Linked DNA regions of Homo sapiens: region 1 is linked to region 2. Evidence: read pairs that join two places in POLR2A ChIA-PET (ENCODE). Cell type or tissue: PC-9. All regions are shown on one strand. Each heading gives the region's core, and the rest is flanking DNA. Links, peaks and the distances in the headings are about the cores only.

Region 1 (4,396 bases), core at 305-4,304, 62 kb before region 2:
CCTCCACCCACAAGTTCCTTACCAGCTAGTGTGCTGGGTGGATGGGCAGGGGTTGTAGAGAGTATTATAATACTGTGCCAAAAGAATTTCAAGCTGTGGTGCTAAAAATGATGTAGAAAAGAGAGATATCAGTTAGGGGGAATCTAAGAGGCTGTCCAGAGGCAGTAGTGTCCCTGTGGGCCTTGAAGTCCAAGATTTTGATAAGCAGACATGATGGAGAGCACAACATGCAAGTGGAAAGCACAACATGAAGAAAGGCCCCAGAGCGGGCAGATGGGAGCTGTGCTCCAGAAATCAGAAGCCCAGTTTGGACAGCGTGTAGATGAGCGCAGGTAAAGTAAAAGAGAGGCCTGGAAAGGTAGGTTGGCCACAGTGTGTGAATGCCACTGTTGACATTTTGCATACAATTTGTGGCCATCAAAGATTTGGGGGTAAGCACATGATTCTACTGTTAATGAAGGTTTCAGAGATTGTGCTGAATGTGTACTGACAAGACCTGTATGACTTTCAAGTAAGTCACAGATTTTACTGTCTTTGTTCAATTTTCCTAGAATTAGCCTCCACTTGCCTGCAAACATTCCCTATTCACCAACCCAAGGACATGATAATACCTGATAAGGTTTTATTGCTGAGTTTTGGTAAAATTTGTATACAGGAACAGTGACACTAAAATTACATATACACAAAACAGCCAGAACTTAACAATAGTTCCTTCTGTCCTCTGGCCACCAGCAAGGCCAGGGAAATGCTCAAGAAGCGGCAGTTCTGAAGGGTTTTCCCAAAGCAAGCAGCTTTGGAAGTGGCTTTAGGCCACTTGACTCTCTGGCGTTTTCAGTTTGTCCATCTGAAAAATATGAATAAATATTTACCAATCACTTGCCTTACAGGTGAGACAATGTTTATACTGCTCATTGGGATGCTTGGGCAAAAGATGCTGTTTTACACAGGAGGCTCAATGATGGGGGCGGTCCAGAAAGAGGTGGGAGGGTGATTGATAGGAAAACCTCCAGTCTCCACCCACTAGAAGATTCTCACCTCCTTAGTAATGCGCTCCTGGTTCAGGCATGTTTTTTGGCAGAGTTCCTGAGTTGAAAGCACTGTCAGGAATGTGTACAGAAAAACTGCGCCCATGTTATAATCCAGGGCAGAAAAGTAGGAAATGAAAATACTAAAAACATGCCTCTAAGACACGGGTTGGGTGCCGAAGTGAAATCTGACTTTGCAGGAGAGAGTACTTTTCATTCCTAAATTATCTTGCAAGTTTTTTTTCCCTTAGAGGAAATTTCCAAAAGGAATTTTTTTAAGGAAACTTTTTAATTGACTTATCAGATCACATGAGGTATGTTAAAAACCTTTTATTATTAAATAATAAGCCGCCAAGGCAGAAATTAGACCCCCTACTATACACCTAAAACATGTAACACTTATCTTTTAACACTTATCTTTTAACTTGAGCTACCACATCAGTCACCTTGCAGTCTTAATGACAAAGTAATTTTTCACTTCCAAATTATTTTTATGAAACGAGAAACTATAGACCTGTCTCCCTTATGAAGGTTGATGCAAATATTCAAAATAAAATATTAGTGAACTGAGTCCAGTGATATGTAGTGGTATATTGTATTATTTTTCACGAAATAGGTTGGTGCTTCTCCCTCTCAGTGCTCTTTCCTGTGGGAGGATTATACATCCCTGCCTCGTTGAACTTAGGTGTGACTGTGTGGCTTGTGAGTGGAAGTGGCATGCAGGACTTCTGAGTAAAAGTTTTAAGTGCCAGCCCTTGGTTCATGCTGTCCACTTTGCCTTCGTCCCTAAGATTGGTAATGTTCCAGATGGTGGCTACTTCAAGGGCTTGGGGGCTCGGACAGCTGACCCACAGTGGGACACGGAGCATAAGGGAGACATAAACCCTTACAAGCCCCTAAGATGGGGGGCTATTTGTTACCCCAGCTTAACCTAGTGCACCCTGCTGTTAACAGTGACTAATAGAGGTTTATTCCAGGAATGCAAAGGTGGTTCAATATCGGGAAATCCTGGAATTATTTTAACCTAAGACATGGCTTAGATCTAGGACTTAATATTCAATTGGAGAGACACACAAACCATTGATTGCAGAACATGTCCTTGGTGGTTTGACTGAGTCAATATTTATAAAATTATATAAAAGTTATATTTATAAGCATATATTTTATAAATTAAGCTACTTTCTAGGACCACATTGTTAGAAAATTCACTATTCAAAACAAAGTAGAAGAAACAAGAAAGAGTAGACACACTTCTCGCTATTCCTCCACTAAGTGCAGCCTGGACTTCCATAAAACAAACATCAGACTACTGTGAAAGATGAGAAGACCAAATGGCTAGGAACTTCAGTACCCAAGGAATAACACAGCATCGATTTCCCTGGGTTTTCTTTTGCCTAATATTGGGCAAATATGAGGCACTGGAGAAACCAGTACCCCAGAAACACCAATAGGAGCCAACGGCTAAGCAAAGCCTGGTGTCTCTAGCCAAAGGATCAGGACAGGGCAACTTAGAAAGATGGAGAACTCTAAGAAGTAACTGCCCTACTCTATGCAAACACCATGGAAAAACCCATGGCCCCAATCCCACAGCCTCATCAGCAAAAGCCAAGTGGGGAGCCTAGACCTTCTTTGCCTGTTGTAATGAGGCCTCCCCATCCCCTGCTGGAGCAGTGTCAGAGCTAGCCCAGCAGAGAGCTTGGGACATCTATCCCTGCAGGATGGTAATGAGGCCCACCCCCATAGTGTCAGTGGAGGCCATGTTGGGAGCTTAGACTTTTACCCTGACCCAGGAGGAACAACTGCCCCCACTCCCATGGTATCAGTGGGACCCACGTGTTCTAGCGGGAAGCTGCACTTAGCCACCCCTCCCCCTGCCTGTATTCAAAGGGGCTCAGTAGTGAGCCTGAACCATCAACCCCACCACATGCCCCCGTCACCCACTTGGGTGGTGTCAGAGTAGACCTACGAAAACATGATTCAAACAAGGTCCAGCGTCTCAAACCCAAATGGGCAGAATAGAACAGAAAGCCATGCTCTTATGCCAAGAACCAGGCAAATGTCAACCTGAATGAGAACAGAGAGTTAACAGACACCAACACCAAGATAACACAGATTTTAGAATTATCTGACAAGGATTTTGAAGCAGCCATCATTTAAAAAAAAGATTCAGTGAGCAATCATGAACATGCTTGGAATAAATGAAAAAAATAGGAAGTCTTAGAAGATGGCAGAATCAAATGGAAATTTTAGAATTGAGAAGAGTAAATGAAACAAAAATCTCACTGGATGGGTTAAACAGCAGAATGAGGAGTAACGAGAAAACAATCACTGAATTTAAAGATGAAATAAAAATCTGAGCGGAGAAAACAGACTGCAATTGGTACCTGTGGGCCTCTAGCTAAAGACCTAACATTTGAATCATGGCTCTAAGAAAGAGGAGAGGGAGGGTGGGGCTGAAAAAGTATTTGAAAAAAAAAATGGCTGAGAGTTTACAAATTTGTCAAAAACAAATGAACCTTTTATAGGCGTATATACCTAGTTTCATTGTGTTTTACTTTATTACACTTTGCAGATGCTGTGTTTTTTACAAATTGTGGGTTTGTGGCGACTGTCGAGCAAGTCTTTTGGTGCCACTTTTTCAACAGCTTGTGCTCACTTTGTGTCTGTGTCACATTTGGTAATTCTCACAATACTTCAGACTTTTAAATTACTCTATTATGGAGAGCTGTGATCAGTGATCTTTGATGTTACTATTGTAATTGTTTTGGGCACGATGAACCTCACCCACATAAGATGGTGAACTTAATTGATAAATGTGTGTGTTCTGACTGCTCCACTAATTGGCCATTCCCTCGTCTTTCTCCCACTTTTCAGGCCTCCCTATTCCCTGAGACACAACAGTATTGAAATTGGGCCAATTAATAACCCCACAGTGGCCTCTCACTAAATGTGAGAGGTGAGGAAGCTGCAGGAGAAAATTTGAAGCTAGCAGTGTTCATGAGATGTAAGTAAAGAAGCCATCTCCATAAAAGTACAACGTGACGCAGCAAGTGCTGATGGAGAAGCTGTAGAAGTTACACAGAAGATCTAGCTTGGACCATCGATGAAAGTGGCTACACTAAACAACAGATTTTAAATGTAGATAAAACAGCATTTTATTGGAAAAAGATGCCATCTAGGACTTTCATAGTTAGAAAAACTCAATGCCTGGCTTCAAAGGACAAGCTGACTCTTGTCAGGGGCTAGTGCAGCTGTGACTTTCAGTTAAAGCCAATGCTCATTGACTATTCTGAAAATCCCAGGGCCCTTAAGATATGCTGTATAAACGCAACAACAAAGCCTGGATGACGTTGGGTCTGTTTACAGCCTGG
Region 2 (4,396 bases), core at 231-4,230:
AGAAAGTCGTAAGGAGAGAACTGTCCTAACATATTAAAATACAGTATGAAATAAGATAGCTCAACATAGCAGAATAGTTTTGAAATAGAGTTATAATATTTAAGAAACCACAATAAGCCCCAAATCTTCTAAATCATTAAATGTAAAACAAACAAACAAAAACTACAAAATCTAGAAAGAAATGACACATAACAATTAGCTGACTTTTTCTTTTTTTGTTGTTTTTTTGACACGGGGTCTCACTGTTGCCCAGACTGGAGTGGAGTGGTGCCAGCTCGGCTCACTGCAACCTCTGCCTCCTGGATTGAAGCGATTCTCTTGCCTCGGCCTCCCGAGTAGCTGGGATTACAGGCATGTGCCACCATGCTTGGCTAATTTTTGTATTTTTAGTAGAGACAGGTTTTTGCCATGTTGGCTAGGTTGGTCTTGAACTCCTGGCCTCAAATGATCCATCCTCCTTGGCCTCCCAAAGTGCTGGAATTACAGGCATTAGTCACTTTGCCTGGCCTTGACAATTAGCTGATTTCTGAAAGAAAAAGTAACTTCTAAGAAATAAAGCAGTGGAAAAAAACTCCAAGAAAAATATTTGACTACCTAATAATTCAAAAATCATTGCATATCAAAAAATGTTATATGCAAAGTTAGAAGGCAAACAAGCTGGAAATACATTAGCAAAAAGCATTATAGATAAAAATCATACCCTAAATGAAGAACATATAATAAGAGGTGTGCCAACACTATATTAGAAAGAGGTCAAAGAAAATAAAAGATTTTTTTATAGTGAAATGTTCAAATTTAATTTATATTTCCTGGAGAAATATAAATGGGGTTTCATTTTTGCCAATAAAATTGGCAAAGATTTTTAGGGTAATTCAATGCCCATTGTTAGTGATAATGGGGAGAAAGACTGGAAAGATAAAAACCCAAGTGCTTTTTGTTTCCTTGTGTTGTTCTGATCTGTGTTTTTCTGTATAGAGCGCTATACCTGATTTTATCAGATATTCTTACCTGGCCCACCTGTTTTAATATCAACCTGAGTTTATCTTTATCAAATTGCATTATAAGTGTATACTTTCTTTCTTCCTAGTTAGATCAGAAGGGACCATTTATTCTATATCCTCAGTGTGTATAAGTGACACTTTGTAAATATTGATGAATAGATGTGGTTGAATTGAGTATGCAATGCTCTTACTATCCGAGTAAGATAATGGTTAAATGAATTTTGATATATTTACCTGATAGGTTATTATGCAATACTTTTTTTTTTTTGAGATGGAGTTTCTCTTTTGTTGCCCAGGCTGGAGTGCAATAGTGTGATCTCAGCTCACTGCAACCTCCGCCTCCTGGGTTCAAGCTATGCTCCTTCCTCAGCCTCCCAAGTAGCTGGGATTACAAGCATGCACCACCATGCCCAGCTAATTTTGTATTTTTAGTAGAGATGGGGCTTCCCCATGTTGGTCAGGCTGGTCTCGAACTCCCCACCTCAGGTGATCCGCCTTCCTTGGCCTCCCAAAGTTCTGGGATTACAGGCGTGAGCCACCGTGCCTGGCACTTACATATCAACCTTTTGAAAAAGATTTTTAGGGTAGAAAATCAGTTTTCTTAGGTCAATCTGACAGAAGTTTAATCTAAAAAAAATCAACTGGGCAATATTTTTAAACATACAATTATAATAAAAGTATACTTTGTAAATATATATATATATGAAAAAGATAGATTCACTTATTTTTAGAAGCTAGGTCTTTCAAGTGCTGTAAGCTGCCAACATTCTCATTCGTGTTAAATACTTACAGGCTTCAAGGGACTTGTTTTAGCAAACAAACAAACAAAAAAGTAGGCCGAGCATGGTAGCTCATGCTTGTAATCCCAACACTTTGGGAGGCTGAGGTGGGCAGATGGCTTGAGCTCAGGAGTTCGAGACCGGCCTGGTCAACATGGTGAAATCCTGTCTCTACTACAACTACAAAATAATTAGCTGGGCGTGGTGGTGGGCGTCTGTAATCCCAGCTACTCGGGAGGCTGAGGCAGGAGAATTGCTCTAACCCAGGAGGCGGAGGTTGCAGTGAGTGGAGATCACACCACTGCACTCCAGCTTGGGCGACAGAGTAAGACTCTGTCTCAAAAAAAAAAAAAAAGTAAAAAGAAACTGTTCTTCTCAAACCTGCCTTTTCATGGTTTATAATCTTTCATCCCTGATTCATATATTTGAATCTTTCTTCATCGACTTGGACATTTAAAAGTAGTTATGTTGTGGCTTTTTTAGAATGCAGTACTATTTCAAGTTCCATTGGCTCATTCCATCTGTGGATTTTCTTTCCTAGTAATGGAGTTCCTTATATATTTTATACTTTTTTGATGATGAGCTCCTATTTTAACTGTAACTTTGTATTTTTAAATGTTTCAAATAGGGTCTGAGTTGGGAAAGAATCTCTATGATGTGGTTTCTAAATGGCCTCTGCCCTGACTACAGAGCTTGTTGATTGGGAGACAAATTTCTGGCTTAATTTCTCAATGGAGCTTGGGGGTTCTGAAGCATTTGGATGACGTGAATTTGTGTTCTGCACTGTCATGAGCCATGAGTCAGGATTCAGGATCTGTGGTTCACACCACTTCCTCCATCAAACAACTTATTGCCTGCTCTGTGCCAGCAGAGGAGGTTTTTACAACCCAGTCATGAAGAAGTCAGCACTTTCCCAATTTCAGGTTCAATGCCAAGAGTTCATTTTCAGTTCCTTGCTCTATAAGAAGACTGAGGGCTCAAGTCCTGACCCAGAAGAAAACCCATGTCCTTAAAGTGTTTAACCAATTCTTACTAACCACTGTAGCTGTAGGTTTCTTTTTATTGCTAGCTTCTTAGCTTCACTGTATATTACATTAAAAACAATATATATATATATTTTTTTTTTTTTTTTGAGATGGAGTCTTGCTGTCACCCAGGCTGCAGTGCAGTGGCACAATCTCAGCTCGCTGCAGCCTCTGCCTCCTGGGTTCCAGTGATTCTCCTGCCTCAGTCTCCTGGGTAGCTGGGATTACAGGCACACACCACCATGCCTGGCTAATTTTTGCATTTTTAGTAGAGACGGGGTTTCGCCATGTTGGCCAGGCTGGTCTCGAACTCCTGACCTCAGGCAATCCGCCCGCCTTGGCCTCCCAAAGTGCTGGGATTACAGGCGTGAGCCACCACGCCCGGCTTTTTTTTTTTTTTTTCTTTTTTTGAGACAGAGTCTCGCACTGTCGCCCAGGCTGGAGTGCAATGGCGCAATCTTGGCTCACTGCAACCTCCACCTACTGGGTTCATGTGATTCTCCTGCTTCAGTAATTAAGTAGCTTGGATTACAGGCACATACCACCACACCTGGCTAATTTTTTGTATTTTTAGTAGAGTCGGGGTTTCACTATGCTGGCCAGACTGATCTGGAACTCCTGACCTCATGATCAGCCCGCCTCAGGATCCCAAAGTGCAGGGATTACAGGCGTGGGCCACCATCTTTTTACATTTCGAGCATGAGGGTGGTGGTTGTTTTCAAGTCAGCTTAGTGCTCCATCTTAATTGGAAGTCTGCTATTGTTTGCTTGTTTTTTTGTTTTGGTTTATTTTTCAGTCAATTCAGCTGTCTTTTTATGTATTTTGCTTCTATTTCTCAGGGGTCATGTCTTCTGGCTAGCTATTCAGAATGCCAATTAGAAAATACATATTTTTTTTGAGCCAGAGTCTTGCTCTGTTGCCCAGGCTGGAGTGCAGTGGCATGATCATAGCTCACTGCAGCTTTGAACTCCCAGGCTCAAGGGATCCTCCCACCTCAGTCTCCTGAGTAGCTGGGACTATAGATGTGTACCACTGCATCTGGCTAATTAATTATTATTTTTTTTTTTTAGGAGAGATATGGTCTTGCTATGTTGCCCAGGCTGGTCTTGAACTCCTGGCCTCAAGCAGTCCTCTTGCCTTGGCCTCCCAAAGTGCTAGGACCACAGGCATGAGCCGCTGCACCTGGCCCAATTAGAAATTTTTTAATAATTTCAATTGTTGCCAGTAGTGAGTCATCTTCAGGGATGAACTCTTCCTTTGAGTCTTCAGGGTGCTGTTTCTTTTTCTTGTTCTGTGATGTTTGTCATAGTTTCCAGAATTATTTGTCCTTCAGTGAGTAAATTAGACCTAGCTTTTGCTAAGGAACTGTGTGTCTGTGTGTGTGTGTGTGTGTGTGTGTGTGTGTTTTGGTTCAACCCTCTGTTCATTTGGACACCTGGACTCCTACATCTGGACAGCAGGTAGGTGAGCACAGACCAACTGGAGAATCTGGTAAGTATTCATCTAAGTGAAGCTCAGTGGAACTGAGGAAGTATTGCCTTCTACCTTTACTGCTTGCTCTTCTGAAAAACTATGAAAACTACAAGCCACC

Evidence for each region. Peaks named below come from ENCODE experiments on the same cell type or tissue, not always from the same donor. Only the 100,000 strongest peaks of a DNase experiment are listed, where the experiment ranks them.
Region 1: POLR2A ChIA-PET joins it to region 2 with 5 read pairs; 33 of 35 experiments call an interaction of 5 or more read pairs at or near these places.

The regions. Positions count from the first base shown.
Region 1 is chr7:43,632,912-43,637,307 of GRCh38, reverse strand. It overlaps a transcript of COA1 not described here. Among named protein-coding and RNA genes, the nearest start is that of STK17A, 52 kb to the right of the region's middle. RefSeq lists a silencer at 844-1,138. In PC-9, for the core only: no CTCF peak of the experiment used is centred there; no DNase peak of the experiment used is centred there; H3K27ac peaks cover 105 bases.
Region 2 is chr7:43,570,876-43,575,271 of GRCh38, reverse strand. No RefSeq gene overlaps it. Among named protein-coding and RNA genes, the nearest start is that of STK17A, 10 kb to the left of the region's middle. RefSeq lists a silencer at 2,643-2,722. In PC-9, for the core only: no CTCF peak of the experiment used is centred there; a DNase peak (open chromatin) is centred at 2,591; H3K27ac peaks cover 2,019 bases.